2 separate regions of the Homo sapiens genome follow, and region 2 is linked to region 1. Evidence: chromatin loops called from intact Hi-C (ENCODE). Cell type or tissue: B cell. All regions are shown on one strand. Each heading gives the region's core, and the rest is flanking DNA. Links, peaks and the distances in the headings are about the cores only.

Region 1 (7,971 bases), core at 1,483-6,482:
TCCCCCGCACCTACAGAGAGCCTTGCATTGCAGTCACAACAAGCAGGGCAGAGGCAGGGGCTGCCGGCCTGCGGCTCATCTCCGGGCTGAGTTCTGCTCACTTTTCCTCCCGCAGGAGCAGGATGGGCTGTGAGGCTGACAAGCCTGACCAAGGCGGCAGAGAACTTTCTACGTGTTGTGTTGTCACTCCGCGTTTCCCCTTTCCCCATGACTGATTCCTGGAGATGCTCTCTGTAAATGAGCCCAAGTGGGAGGAGAGGCTGACTGCTGAGTCCTCAGCAGTGCTGGAGGCCCCCGGGGGGGACAGCAGCTTCACATCCTGACAGGAGGCACTCAACCCGAACCGGAGCTGCAGGCGCCTAGGGTCCCTGACTCAAATTAGGGCGGGTGCGCCAGGCTCCGGACCTAAACCTACATCTTTCTTTTTCAACCCTTTTCAACTGCTTAGCATTTTATCTTTCTAACTGTGCATAGAAGAACTTAAGAGGGAAGTGGCATTTTGGACAGCAGCAGCCACAGAAAGGAAAGTTGCAAAACTGCAATATATCATTTTGGAGCAAATGCCTACCTACAGCTCATGGTCTTGGCTCATTTTTAGGAGAATGAAAGGGTTTGATACTGTTTGACTTCATCTCACCCAGCAACTTGAGACTAGGGTTCATCTAATGCCACCCCCACCCCATGCATATTTAAAGGTCTATGACTCAAAACCGTCTATCCTTTATCAAATGAAATGTGGAGATGATGACATGACTGTACTCCCACTCCCCTCTGAATGTGCAATTCTTAGATTTAAAAAGGCAAGAGAGGCATTGTTTCCCAGACCCTCCTTCCCTCCCCACAGTGTCCACTGAGAGAGATTCCTTTCCCAACATCACAGGAGACTCATGGCATCTTCTGTGCTGACCTCATGAGCTTCTCAGGGCATTTTGTTGCCCATTCTCCTGCCATTGGATCCTGAATTGGAGACGGGAGTACAAGGAAGGTTCTATAGAATCACCAGGCTTTCCTTTCCCCTGGTGTGTCTAACTTTTGACAGATACCCATTCTTCCACACATCCACAGGGAACTACGAGAGAAGTTGTGAGTTACTGATGTGCACTGAGTGTTTGTGGTCCCCTCCCTGAATTTCTCTGTTGAAGTCCTAATCCCTAAAGTGATGGTATTTGGAGATGGGGTTTTGGGGGTGATAGGTCATGCGGGTGGAGCCCTCATGAATGGGATTAGCACTCTTAGGAGAAGACACAGGAGAGAGATGATTGCTCTCTTCCTTATGTAAGGATTCAGAGAGTAGCCAGTCATCTGCAAACCAGCAAGAGGACTCTCACCAGGAACAGAATTGGCTGCCACCTTGATTTTTGACTTACAGCCTCCAAAACTGAGAAAGTCATGCCTGGTGTGTAAGCTGCCCCATCTTTGGTATCCTGAATGGCAGCCTGATGTGACTGCAATAGTGATGAGCTCACCATGCACCTGCTGCTGGAAGTTCTTGTTAGTTTCCTGCTGCTTCTGCCCAAGGATAAGAAAGAAGATGATGTCTCTAAAGACCAGGGCCCCTCCACCCTGTATATTTTACCATTATTGTTTCCCCTGTTCCAGCAATACTACTTCTCTCAGTCCTGTTTGGGTTGCTCTAATGAAAATACCATAGACTGGGCGGCTTTCACACAAAAGAAATTTATTTCTCTCAGTTTTGGAGGATGGGAAGTCCAAGATCAAGGCACTGGCAGATTTAGTGTCTGCTGAGGGCCCAGTCCTAAGAGATGGCTGTTTTCTCCCTGTGCCCCCACAGGGTAGAAGGGGCAAACAATCTCTCTGGGATCCCTTTTATAAAAGCAGCAATACCATTCTTGAAGTCTCCTCCCTCATGACCTAATCACCTCCCAGAGGTCCCACCTCCTAATACTATTACCTTAGGGTTTAGTAGGACTGGTTTCCCAGAAGCCCCTCTCCGTGGCAATGTATGAATTTTGGGAAGACATAAACATATAGTCCATTGCACCACTTTATATACATAATATATATATATGTTATATGTATGTGTATAGATATATGTTTTGTGTGTGTGTGTGTGTGTGTGTGTATATATATATCTATATCTATATATCTCCCCTCTGGACTGTAGTCCAGTTGTAGCAAAACTTTAAAACATATACACACACATACACACACACACCCCCAGTGTGTGTGTGTGTGTGTGTGTGTGTATATAATATATCTTCTATATATCATCTGTCCTGTATATAGTGTGATATATATAATATATTATATATTATATATATATATCTCCCCTCTGGACTGTAGTCCAGTTGTAGCAAAACTTTAAAACACACACACACACACACACACACACACACACACATATATAACTTTCTAACTTTCCCTTGGTCAACAAGCCTCAGAGGAATAACATAGACTCAACTCAGAGAATCTTGTCTCTACCCTGACTCACATTTAAGGCACTAAAATATCATCGTACCTCCCAGCTTCCCAAGCACAGCCTTTTCTAATTTGTTTTCAAGGCTGATCACTATGATTGGTCATTTTGGTCTTCAGAGAGGAAAAGCCTTTTGCTTGATGTTTGGTGATATCCATACAAATCTGCAGCTTTCTGGCTCAGCTACTCATTGGGTGTTCCCGGGCATTACTCTCAAAAGTCTAATTTTCTCCCTAATGTCTCCCACACCCTGAGTCCCAGTTTTGGATTCAAAACCGATGTCCTGGGATATAAGCTCATTGGGAAACTGTGTCCTTAGATCTAGACACTTGTCCTTTACCTGGGCACTCTTGACGTGCTTCCTGCCCATGCTCAGCTATTTAGAATGTGACACCTCCCCTGAACAGAGGCACCAGAGCAATTGCCCCAAAGGAAGGTCCTGTCCTCTGCCTTCACCCATGTTGGTAGGTGGTTCTTCCAAGATCGAGGTGTCAGCAGAGCTGGAGGGGACTATAGGTGGAATAAGGTCATTGTATGTCTGTAGGTTGTCTGTGATTGGCTGGCTCTCAGAACAATGGCTTATTGTTCTTCCCCACCTGGGGCTCTCTCCCAAATGAGATTCATCTTATCTTAATCTTAATCTTAATCTTACTCTTATCAGGACCCCACAGGTTTATTGGAAATCAAGTGTGAGGATGGACCAGGGAAGACACACTGACAAAGTCCAGCATGTTCTAGGGTCTGTTACAGGTAGGAAGGCTTTTAGAGGAATGTTGAGAAGGAAGGGAGCCACTCCTTCTATAGAGTTATCCTTTTGGTTAAGGTGCAATACAGAGGTTTTAATCATTGCTTCAGCTTGCAACATACAGGCTAAAATGTGGACATGTAAGACAATCAATAAAACTTTATGATTCAGAGACAAATCAGCAAAACTTCATGATTCAGAAACAAATCAGTGTCCTTTTCAATGTCAGTAGGTCGTGCATTAATCAGTACATCAACAATTTGAGGAACTCACAGTAAGGTTCTTTACTTGGGGACAGGATGTGGCCATGAATCACAAGACCTCCCTGATGGAAGCCTGTCAAATGTGACCTGTAGGTTATCAACGATGAGAACTGTGTCTTACAGATCTTTGAGTCTCCAACACTGGTCACAGACTCAGGTACCCAGGGAGGTTCAAAATGTTTAGCTGGATGCTCAATAGATCTACAGGTGACAGACAATCCAGGTGCCAAAGCTAAGCCAGAATCCCCATTATTTTCATTTCCTTCTGTATTCATCAGCTTGGGCTGCGACAACATAATACCATAGACTGGCTCACTTAAATGACTGAAACTTATTTTCTCCCAGGTCTGAAGGCTGGAAGTCCAAGATCAAGGTGCTAGCCAATTTGGTTCCTGGTCAGGGCTCTCTTCCTGGCTTGTGGACTGCTGCCTTCCTGCTATGTCCTCACATGGTGAAGAGAGTGCTTGAGCACTCTCCTGTCTCTTCTTATAAGGACACTGATCCTATTGGATCAAGCCCTGCCCTTATGAGTCCACTTAACCTTAATTACCTCTGTAAGGGCCCTTTCTCCTAGTACAGTCACTTTGAGGGTTAGTGCTTCAACATGTGAATTTTGGGGGGACACAAACATTTGGTACATAACCGCTTCTTCAACAAAGATATTTTTTATAGATTAAGAAAGAAAATCACAGAGATGAACACGAAGATCAAAATTGACTACTCTTATGGGCTCTTACCTGTCTAAGGGCCTCCTTACCAGGAAGATGGCATGAAGGATAATAATCAGGATACAATAATCAATAACAATAATATCCTCTGCCTCACCTGCCAAACACCAGCTGCTTCTCAACTTTTGTGGTACTTCCAGTATCTCTGGGTGAGGGGCTGGGAGCCTTCGGTGGCTGCCCCATGCTGAGTACAGAGCAGGGGGATGCAGACACTGCAAAGGTTTCCACCATTTCTGAAGTCAATGAACAAGCTCATTCAAAAAGTATTTTCCTTTCCATTTGCCTCATACACAGGAAAACAAACAGGTATTAAAAAGTAGTCATTTATCAGAGGATAGTATTTCAAACACATGATAGACTATGATATTTTTATGATATTTACCATAGCCTCAAACACTCTCTCGACCACATGAGGACACTTATTTGACTGCTACTGCCATAATTACTGGTAATATCCAGGCAGATTTGAATTTGCAGATGAATATGTTTAACTTTGGCACATAATTAACACAATGACAGCAAAACAATTTAATCACATCATATGTGACCATTACCTAAAGTGTCTGTCTTTATATAATCAGTAGAAAAATTGCAGCCATCTATTTTTAATATTGCTAATATCGACATTTGAATGGAATTCAATGAATATCTAGAAATAAAATGGATACTGAGCAATAATTAAGCACTTGTATGTTTGCAATTGTAAGCTTCGATACTATTTTCAAAACAAATGGGGCCGGGGTATAATGTTCTGGGAGTTTCTGTTGGACTTGACTTTTCCTGGGTCAAATCTCAAGAGCTGTTTACTTGAGGAGGGGGTGGCGGGGCATGGAGCTGAGAATGTGAAGGAAGGGGCAGCCCCCCAGGGAGAATTCCAATCAGTGATCCAGTCATAGGTTTGGAGGGGATACTGCACCTGGCCATGTGCCAACAACATGGAAACTGGGGCATCTTAGGGGAAAGAAGACTCCAAGAAGTCCTGATAGTAATTCACTGAACTTGAGCACACCAGGTACAATGTTTTATGTGGTCCCTTGGGAAATTAAAACAGGCCTACTCTATGGGACTTCTGATATACCTAGAACAGCAGGGTTAAATTAATATAAGACAATAGAGATCTCATTGGAGGGCAAGGGTCCTCTGGAAGGTGTCTGTGTTTGGTGGAAGGGGTGGTAAGTACAAGTTCTTAGAGTAGCATTTAGGAACACATTGCCTTAAGCTAAATAACAAATTAAAGTCTAAGTTGCACACAGACAGACATAGACATGCAAAGATCTGTTACTATTTTGCTTTATTTAATCTATTGGGAGATTTTTTACTTATAATGGATCATTTAAGTGCTGGTACATTTTAATTAAAAGGCAAAAGAATTCCTAGCATCTTACAATATGAATGCATCCAAAAAATCATGAAGATGAGCTGCATCTGTTCTCTGCAGCATTTTCTAATAGAGACACATCAGAATTAGCCTAAATAGCCAACAAAACTAGTTCTTTAAATCTGATAACCTACATACTTAGCATGGCATATTACACATCTATAAAAAGGATGTCCAAAATTTATGTAATTACATGAAAAATTGTTCCAAGCATACATAAAAAGTAAGCTTAAACAATGGATGTTGTATAAATCAGTTTCATAAATAAGTCCATTCATAGAAAAGGCTACAAATGTCTGCAGACATTAATTGATTATCTAGCAGATAATTTTAATCTTCTTGCCATTGTTCCTACAAAGAGCCATTAAAAATAGACTTAAAAATCACTGAAAAAAAAATTTCAGGCTCTTGAATGCTTCTTTGTTTTTTTGTTTGTTTTTGAAACTGAGTTTCGCTCTCATCGCCCAGGCTGGAGTGCAATGGTGCGATCTTGGCTCACTGCAACCTCCACCTCCCGGGTTCAAGCAATTCTCCTGCCTCAGCCTCCTGAGTAGCTGGGATTACAGGCATGTGCCACGACACCCTGCTAATTTTGTATTTTTAGTAGGGATGGGGTTTTACCATGTTGGCCAGGCTGGTCACGAACTCTTGACCTCAGGGGATCCACCCCACCTTGGCTTCCCAAAGTGTTGGGATTACAGGCATGAGCCACCGTGCCTGGTTTCTTGAATACTTTTTGATAGTGGCTACTGTCAATGTCAAATCAAATGGGCAGATGCAGTGTAGCACAGCCATGCTCAAAGAGACTGGTATGGCCCCCAAGGTGAGATCCTAGCTACTGTGAAGGTGTGTGGCCTTCCTAAGGACCATTATACATAACCAGATACACAGTGTAACATATCAAAATTTCAAGGAGGTGGAGAAGCAATCAGAAAAATGCCCAAAAGGTGTTTTTTTTTTTTTTATGGGAGTGATCATGGAAAAAAGGACAAAAATGTTTGCTTGTATGGCCTAACATTTTTAGGAATATGGTTGCTAAATTGAAGTACAGCTATGCTTTTAAAAAAATGAATTAAAGTAATTAGAAGACCAAGTCTTTTTATAGACTCCCTCGTACCAGTCATCCCAAGTTGAGCAAGTGGTGGCATGTCATCCCCTGGTTCCCGGAGCACACAGGTGTGAACAGTCTGTTGTCTTCCCTGCAGCTGACAGAGGCAGTACCAGGGCTGCAAGCCCCTGACAATCTCCTTTTCAAAAAGGCTCTTATAAATTTGAAGCAGACAGTTCAGATGGCTCCTCATCCACCCTCCCAGGACACACAGACGTGCGTTACAAAGAATGTCCTGTGCTCTCTTGGAAACATGGAGTGGAAGCATCTCCCTGACCTGTATCTCCAAGCAGTGTGCCGTCCTGGGCCGTGCCCACGGCGCCTGCCTGTCTCAGTTCCAAGGCAGCAATTGAGTGATAATTGCAGGATCTTATTTTGAACAACACTACAGCAAAGCCTGATAAAGTTTGTAACTATTTAGATCGAAATCTGAGAACTCTAAACAGTTTATTTACAAAGAAAGACATAGATAGGTTTTAATGTGTCTCATAAATCCTCTCTCCTTGACCGCAAAGAGAGCAGATACACAGTTCTTGGGGGAATCAATTAGCCCTGGACAGGGATTCCTCTCTCCAATCGCTTCCCCGGGTATAAGGCTTTCATAGGCCGAGAGGTTCCAGGCACTAAGGCTGAACAAGGCAAACCCTGGGGCTTCACTTTAAGAGTTGGGTTGAGGTTCCTTGGGAATAGTCAAGATGGGCCGGGAAACATCCTGAGCAGATAGACTGAATAAATACCAGAATAGGTCCTTAGACCAGGGTTTCTCCGTAGACCACAGCTTCTCAACCTTTCTCAGTCTCTCCATCTCAATGTCTGCCAACTGGGGCTGGCTCATTCTTTGCTGCGGGAGGCTGCCTTATGCATTAACATCCCCTCTACCTTGTACCCACTAGAGGCCAGTAGCACCCCTACCTCCCACCCCCAGTTGTACTGTTGCCAGGTGTCCTCTGGGAAGGCGTAAGAATCATCACTCTCCCCCCACCCCCATTTAGAGAACCACCTTAGACAATGACATTTCTCCCTTTTCAGAGGTTAATTTTTTTTCTAAGCACAGATTGCTATTTGGATATCATTGCCTTCTCTCCTCTCAGCCCTTTCTGAGTGCCCCGCTATACAATTACATATTGGCTAATTCTTCCATCTTTAACCTGAAGCTTTGAAAGGAAACAGCTTTTATCTTCTCTGTTACATTGAGGGTGGGGGGCGGGTAGGAAGGGTTTGAATATCTATTGCTTTGCATGCAAATTTTAATCCTTTAATCACCTCCCCACAGTTTCAGGGGGAGCTTGCCTGAGAATCCACCAGCCCACCC
Region 2 (7,971 bases), core at 1,883-6,882, 87 kb after region 1:
ATGTATTTGGGCCACCCATGAGGAAAAATAGGATGAGGCCAAAGGGCAGGGGGAAAGGAGGAGAAGGATTGAGGGAATGTCTCAAGAGCAAGGTGATAGCAGCAGGTAGCTCGGAATCTGCAGTTGGGTGAGTGTGTGTAGCTGTGGGGCACGTGTGGTGCAGATGAACAGCACATATGATGTGTAGGTTGAGGGTATGCATGCATGTGAGTGTGTGGAGCAGGTGTGAGGAGTGTGTGGTATAGGTATGCACTGTTTATGTGCAGTGTATATGTGAGTGCCTGTCTGCATACGAGGTGAATGTGTATGATGTGAGTTATAGACGTGTGGTACAGCTGTGTGTGCACGACAGTGTGTAATGTAGGCATGTGGTGTTTGTGTGCGTGATGCCAGTTTGTATTACCTATGAGTGGTGCAGATGTATAGTGTGTTTCTGGCATACACATGCAAAAAAGTGTGTGCATGTGTGTGACGGGTATGCCTGTGATACCTTGTGCAGATATGTGGTGTTCCTGTGTGGTGCAGGTGTGCCAGGTATAGATGTGGGTAGATGCATCCTGTCTGCTGTTGGCATGAGTTTGAAACATTGTGCACCAGTGTCATGGGTGGGTGGTTCTCAAGTGTGGTCCCTGCACCAGCAGTGTCAGCATCACCTGAGAACTTGCTAGAAATGCAAAATCATGGGCCCCCCCACCTCAGATCCACTTCTAGGGGTGGGCCTGCAATCTGGATCTTTACAAGCCCTCCATGGGATTCTGATGTCTGCTCAAGTCTGAGCACAGCGCCATAGGTCCACTTGCTTTGAGCTTTCTCTTCACTATCATAGATGGGTAGATTTCTCTTTTTCCCTCCTAGTGGTGAGATCATGGCAGTTACTTCCAGCCTTAACAGAGGAGAGCTGAAGTGGAGAGCCTAGAAATTAGATGCTTTATGCTAGTGGCATTGTTGACTATGTCATCTTTCCTTTAAATGTAATACCCATCACCTTTGAACTATAGAATGCTAAATGATTGACTTGGTAAATGCTTAAACATGGTCAACTTGGTAAATGTTGTCATAATAAAAAATGCAATGAATTCTCTATACTCAGGGCCTTATAATTGATGACACACACCTGATGTTAAATTTCGACCATATGCATGTATGATTACATTGATCCAAAACAACAATTTAGGCAGTAACCCTTCCTATGAGTGGTTTTGCAATTTGCCAAACTTAATTGGACAATAATAAAAGATTTCTCTAGGTAGATTTTGGACTGAGAAGCTAGCTGACTTCTTTACTTGTAAGACTTTTCCCCCATAAATAATGTTTCTGAGAATTCAAGTTCAGTCAGAAAGCAGGGCATGTGCTCCCCATTTTAGGATAAGTGTGTCTGTGCTTGATCATTTGATACAAAGCAAGCTTACAAACAGGAAGGATTCCTAGCGGGCTCAGAAGCTTCCCACCTGGGTTTGGATTCCGCCCATACTGTGTGGGACCAGTATTCGATCTCTCTTTTCCTCCCTTTCCTGGCTGTCTACAAGGAAAACACCAGTACCATCCTTAAAGTCACTGTGGGAATTTATCAAAATAGTGTGTACAAGGCACTTAGACAGTGTGCCATGGTTTGGGGTTCAGGAATATAGGTTAATTGTAATATTGAGTGAAAGTATTTATAATTTACCACGGAAGATTATTTTGCATTTTTATCAAGCAAATTATAGTTAAGTAAAAATAAAAATGAGTGTGTTTAGATGGAGATATTGTCTTAATGCAAAGATGTTGCTGATAGTGTTACCTCCTGGTTCCTGGTGTGGTTTCTTTGTATTTTTCTAGTAAATTGGCCACAGGAGAACCTTCTGCAAAAGATGAATTCTCCATACTCAGGGCTTTATAATTGATGACATACACCTGATGTTAAATTTCTGGGCTGGGCGCAGTGGCTTACACCTGTAATCCCAGTACTTTGGTAGGCCCAGGTGGATGGATCACTTGAGGTCGGGAGTTTGAGACCACCCTGGCCAACATGGTGAAACCCCATCTCTACTAAAAATACAAAAATTAGCTGGACATGGTGGCATGCACCTACAGTCTCAGCTGCTTGGGAGCTTAGGTAGCAGAATCGCATGAAACCTGGAGGTAGAGGTTGCAGTGAGCTGAGATCACACTACTGCACTCCAGCCTGGGCAACAAAGCGAGACTCCATCTCAAAAAAAAAAAAAAAAAAAGAATTCTGCCATATGCATGTCTGACTAAACTGATCCAAAACAACAGTTGAGGCAATAACCCTTCCTATGCGTGGTTTTGCAGTTTGCCAAACTCATGGGCAGCTGAGGTCACAAGACACAACCTGGAGTTCTAACCTTGGTTTTTAACATCTAGCATTTCCATCATTTAATCATACTTGTTACTTTGGTTTCTAATCAAGTCTTTTAAAAAATGCCAATGATAGATGAAGTCTGTCCACTCTAGAGCATCTCTCCTGGAAGAATCCCAAGTCTCCTGTCCAGGCTACAGGAAGGGGCAAGCAGGAGGGACGGAGTCGGGAGCATGTGTTTATGGAGCCAGGTGCTGTGTGTGACTCTGGGGAAATATCAGTGAATGAGACAGATAGTGTGTTTGTCACCATCATAGAGCTTACAAGGAAGATGAACTTTGAAATAGAAAATACGATGAAGAAACCATGTTAAAAGTAACAAATGCTATTTAAAAAAGGGAAAGGAGGCTATGATACTAGGGAGGCAAATAGCAGAGTGATCTTATGTGATTGAATGATCAGAAACTTCTTTGAGGAAAACATGGCTAAACTCATCCTTGAAGGATAGGTAAGAATTACCCAAGGGATGGAGCGGGAGAGGGAGAAGGAGGACTGAGTGCTAGGCAGAAGGAGCAGTGTAACCAAAGCCTCCAAGGTGGGATGGTGTGATGCTCTGAAGGAGCTCAGTGGGTCCAGGGGAGCTGGAGTGTGGTAGGTGGGAGTGACTTCTATTGGGTAGGCAGGGATGAGGTCATATAGGCCACGGTGGCCATAGGGCAGAGTGGCCATGCTAAGAATGTGGGCTGTGACCTGAAGGGAACAAGAGATGTTGACAAAAATTAACTGAACTCCGAAGTCTTTATGTGATGTGCACATAGCTGGTTACCGAGAAAACCAGAGAAGAACAAATCCTGCTCTGTGTCCACTGCCGGGCTCCTTCGGTCCTGTCACATTGGCTTAATACAACTTGGGGAATTGAGAGTGGGCTTTGAAATCACAAAGAAACATGGTAAAATTATAGTCCCACCACTACTAAATGCGAGAACTTACAGCATTTAGTTTATCTCTCTGAACTTCAGTTGCTTCGTCTGTAAAATGGAAAGATGACTCTTATTTTATTGGAATATTATGAAAATTAAATTAAGTAGCATCTGTAAATTACCCAACATAATGCTTTCTGCATAGTTATGGATCAATTAAGTGTTAATTTCCCTTTTGACACCTTTTTGCTTGGCCAGGAATTTGGTAACAAATGAACTTCTAGCTTTTAGTGAATAGATTGACAGGATTATTTTATGGTTTTCTAATTCCTTATCAGGCAGTGAGTCATTTGACAGCTTTCTTGGGACAAAGCTGTCTTGTTCAAAGACAGCTGGAAGTTCTCTATCATGCCCAGAAGGCTCCAGTTTTACACAGGGTTTAACTAATTGTGTTCAGTACATGGCCTCTGTCGTCTAGGAGAGAACCGATTCTTTGTAGTATTTCTGCAGCAGTGTAGGGCTCACAGGTACAAAGCAATAAGAAGACTTTAACCCCAGCTCTGCTGCCAGCTGTGTGATTTGGGACAAACCACTTAATCTCTCTGAGACCATGTGTCTTTATTTGCAAAACAGATTACAGGGACAAAAGCAAGTTGACGAATGCCAGGCAGCTACAGCATGCCCAGCCTAAAACAGGAACTTGGTAAATGTTGAAGACTCCACCCTCTGCCCAACCTTGGTCCCAGGTCCCAGGAGAACAATGTTTTGCAAACAACACCCAGCTTGGGAGTGTCTGGGGTTCTGATTTGATTTTGGTCTAACGTGGAAGTGGGGCTTCCCCCAGTTTTTCCCACCCTGGTCTGATGGCTTCCTGTAGCATTCCTTTCGCCTTCTGCATGCAGGCACACAGATGAGAGATCTGGAAGGCAACTGACAGCAGGGTGAGGTAAGAAACCTCACCTCCTGCTTATGCATCAGAGGGAACTGAAACCCAGAGTGGCAGGCAATTTCGTGTAGATTACATACCTAGCTCACAGCAGGGCTGAGATAAGGATCTATTTTTCAACTCTTTAAGCCAATGACTCTCTACTTTTCTACTCTTCCACTGGGTCTCCTCTCTCTACTTCTATCTTTTCAGTACAACGTCTCTCTTATTTCTAAGTCAAATTCTTAGGTCTATATTCATGAAAAGCACCTGTCAAAAGCTTTAAAAATTGTTGTTATTAGGTGTATTTTAAGTATCAATAGCTTTAGTTTGATTCTCCTAATAAAGATCTTTCTTGGTGGGTGTTCTAATTGAATACTTTGAAATTTGAAAATATTCTCTTGGGAAAACACACATTCTTATGTATTGTTGGTGGAAATGCAAAGTGGTACAGCCACTAGGCAGGGATTTCAGCAACATGATAGCTCTATTTATCTTTTAACCAAACAATCCCACTTCTAGGAATCTATCCCAAAGATAGACTACCAAATATGAAAAAAAAAAATGCAAAAGCCTATTTATTGTGGCACTGGTGGCAGTGGAAGGAGACTGGCAGTAGCCCAAATATTCATCAGGAGGGGACTGATTGAATAAACTATGCTACATCTACACAATGAACTACTATGTAGCTACTAAAAGAGATGAAAGACTAACTTATATACTGCCAAGGGGTAATCTTTAGAATATATTCTTAAGTGCAAAAAGTAAGACAAAAATTAGAATGTGTATTATGCTACCTTTTGCCTAAGAAAAGTGAGTGTGTATTTAATATTTAACACATTCAATGACAGTAGGATAGGAAACAACAAATTAATAAAAGCGAATCATTAGAGGAGGGAGGAAACAGTGAAAGCAACAGATTTGGAAACGAGGTTTTCCTGAATTTGCTTTGTTTTGTTCATTTGAAAATATACAAATATTTGACAAAATTATAAAACAAAAAAAATCCCTTAATTCAAAAACAAAATGAAATAAATCAGTCGGAGTATTAACCATGTAGAAAGGAATTATTTGAAGTGATTTACACTCTTGTCTATTTGGTTGTATATCTGCAGTGGGACATGTCCTCAGGACGAAAAGAACTGCAACAAAATATTAAATTGCTTCAGTAGTTATATTGTTAATAATATGTTGGTATGGATTCTTAAAATTTTTTTCTTACATTAACCAGGAAAAGCACAAAATAATTATATTTATGTCATAAGAAATCAAGTTTTTTGACTTAAGATAATTAAATAGAAAATCAAAGACACTACATTTAAAAATCTGTAGCTCTTAACTTGAATTGTAAATATTGGTATAAACTCCTGATGTATTTCTATTTAAAAACGTTTTCTGGATGTGTCCACTGAAAAGGTCTAGAACCAATGATTAACCCCCCCAAGAACAAGGAGCTCCCAAGCATCCATGCTTTCGTATCCAAATGCCTTTTTTATTGAAAGGAACCAGGGTCCTTGAGAGAAAAAAAAAAAAAAAAAGGTTAATTCCAGCCTGGGGCAAGAAATGTTCAAGATGAGGTGGTAACATCTTATCATACCAGAAAGCAAGGAAGCCTTCAAAGACAGCTTAGGCAATGGGAAAAGACTCAAAACACACAGGACTCAACAGGTAAAGCCTCCTACTGGCCAAAGATGAAAAAACTATATTCAAAGATGGATCTAAAAAGAACAATATCCAGGTGTTCAAGACCAGCCTGGACAACATAGTGATACCCTGTCTCTACAAAAAATAAAAAATGAAAAATTAGCTGGGTGTGGTGGTGCACGCCTACAGTCCCAGCTACTCAGGAGGCTGAGGTGGGAGAACCACTTGAGCCCAAGAAGTCGAGGCTGCAGTGAGTTATGATTGCAGCACTGTACTCCAGCCTGGGCAACAGCAGAAGATCCTATTTCAACACAAACAAACAAAGAATAATATCTGCAATGTATTGAAACATAGAGGATATGTCAAAATCCAAGCATTTATAGTGATATTTTAAAAGCTTTGCACTCCCCTTGTAGGATGCCAGGAACCAACTCATTGTTCTGAAAAGTGGCAAATAAAGGTAAAGAATCAAGCATTTATCCCCAGTTTCCAGAAAGCGCTGTACCTTGGGATAACCAAAATAGTTGAGGAGATAAATTTTTTCTTTTTCAAAAGAATTTATAAACAAAGGAGGCATTAGAAGGAGCTAGAATGCCGCCACTTTGTAACCACTAATGAAACAATGAGTCTAGGCAAGGATTATCAATGACTGCTAAAACTGTTAGACAAAATGCTGAAGGGAAGCTTTGGATGAAGCTGGCATCACCTACTCCCAATGGTCAATGCCAATATCACAAAAAGAGAGAGAACCAGATATTACGTGTCTCCAGTTGGATGCAATGGGAAGGACACAGCACATCTCCTGATATACTATCACTCAAACCTTCTAAGCTAAATCTTAGCCAGCCTCTAGATCTCACTACTAGGGCTGTAGAAAACACAAGGGAAAAATAAATCTATCAAGAATCACCATGGGGATACAGTCAGCAACAAGCAAAATGTAGAAAATATGCTCTAGGTTTTTCAACAAACAAATTTTAAGAAAATTAAAAAGAGAAGGATAACATATTAACAGATTTAAGAGGTGCATTCCCAGGTGCAACATAGGAGCCTTGCTCACCCTCCAATTCAAGCACACCAATGATAGAACCAACCTTGATAGATACTTGAAATTTTACACAATGCAAAATAAGTTTTCATTAATTGTATGATTATGTATTTTTATATCTAGACATTTGGTGGACTCTTTTAGTAGCTGTTGGTAGGAGAGGGCTGCCTCTTTGCAGAAGTATTTTTGGAATATGTGTTGAAGTGTATGTATTTCTAAACTTTAGGCTCTAAAGGACTGTAAATTGCTAGAATGTATTTATGTTTCTACTCTACATAATTATGCATTTTTCTTTACATCCTCCTCCAGTTGAAAAGCTCTTTGAAGGCAAGAATTAAATGAATTGTTTTACCAAAAAAATGAAATAAATGATGAACTCAGGTGTTTTTTTGTTTTGTTTTGTTTTCACAAAAAAAAAAAAAAAAAACCAAAAAACAATGCTTGGAAAGTAACATCTGAGTAGCTGCTTTGGGTCGATGGATGAAGCCTAGTAAGGGTTGACCTGTCAAGCTCAGAAGTAGGTGAAATTTATTTCCATCATGGCTAAACCCCATTTTAAGTGTTTGTCTCCTCCATCTGTGATATCCTTTTCAGTCTCATCCACATCTTTTGCTGGAAAAGATGTCTCTTAACCATTGAAAACTGAATGTGGGATTGTTAGTATAACATTTCTCACAGGTATTGTTTTGTGATTGCTATCAATAATTGTGAAATGAAAACTGTTGTCTTCTATTATGGAAATTACAGGGAACATGAGGAGGCGGGAGATTTGGGTTTAGGAGACCTGCCCAGCATCCCATTGCATCAACTTACCTCCTGCAACTATTCATGAAGCTGAGGCTTCTGCCAAGTCAGAGGTGCAGAAATTCTAAGATGCACCCCTGTTTTGTGGGAAAGCAACAATCACGGGTGTTTGACTTTTTCTTCTTGTGATAAAGCTAATTCCTGGATAATTTCTCAGATGTGTCATACCTGCATCTAGGCAACTGAGAGGAAAGAGTTCCAAAGTTCATTGTGCTCTAAAATAAAACCAGTCTCATTAAACCTTAAAACAGATTAAATTAACTTGAACATATTTTACAGCCCTGTGTCACGTGTAGGGGAGGAAAAAACCACTTTTCCCTCTACCATTTTA

The links. Peaks named below come from ENCODE experiments on the same cell type or tissue, not always from the same donor. Only the 100,000 strongest peaks of a DNase experiment are listed, where the experiment ranks them.
Region 2: it touches region 1 in a loop (3-fold over the local background); 2 of 110 quality-filtered maps call a loop at or near these places.

What each region holds. Positions count from the first base shown.
Region 1 is chr21:35,521,061-35,529,031 of GRCh38, reverse strand. The region is part of intron 1 of LOC100506403 (a long non-coding RNA gene); the gene reads left to right. Among named protein-coding and RNA genes, the nearest start is that of MIR802, 200 kb to the left of the region's middle. RefSeq lists enhancers at 271-450, 471-520, 581-700, 2,954-4,153. In B cell, for the core only: no CTCF peak of the experiment used is centred there; a DNase peak (open chromatin) is centred at 3,501; H3K27ac peaks cover 1,846 bases.
Region 2 is chr21:35,434,953-35,442,923 of GRCh38, reverse strand. The region is part of intron 2 of LOC100506403 (a long non-coding RNA gene); the gene reads left to right. Among named protein-coding and RNA genes, the nearest start is that of MIR802, 280 kb to the left of the region's middle. In B cell, for the core only: no CTCF peak of the experiment used is centred there; a DNase peak (open chromatin) is centred at 4,163; H3K4me3 peaks cover 1,179 bases; H3K27ac peaks cover 1,480 bases.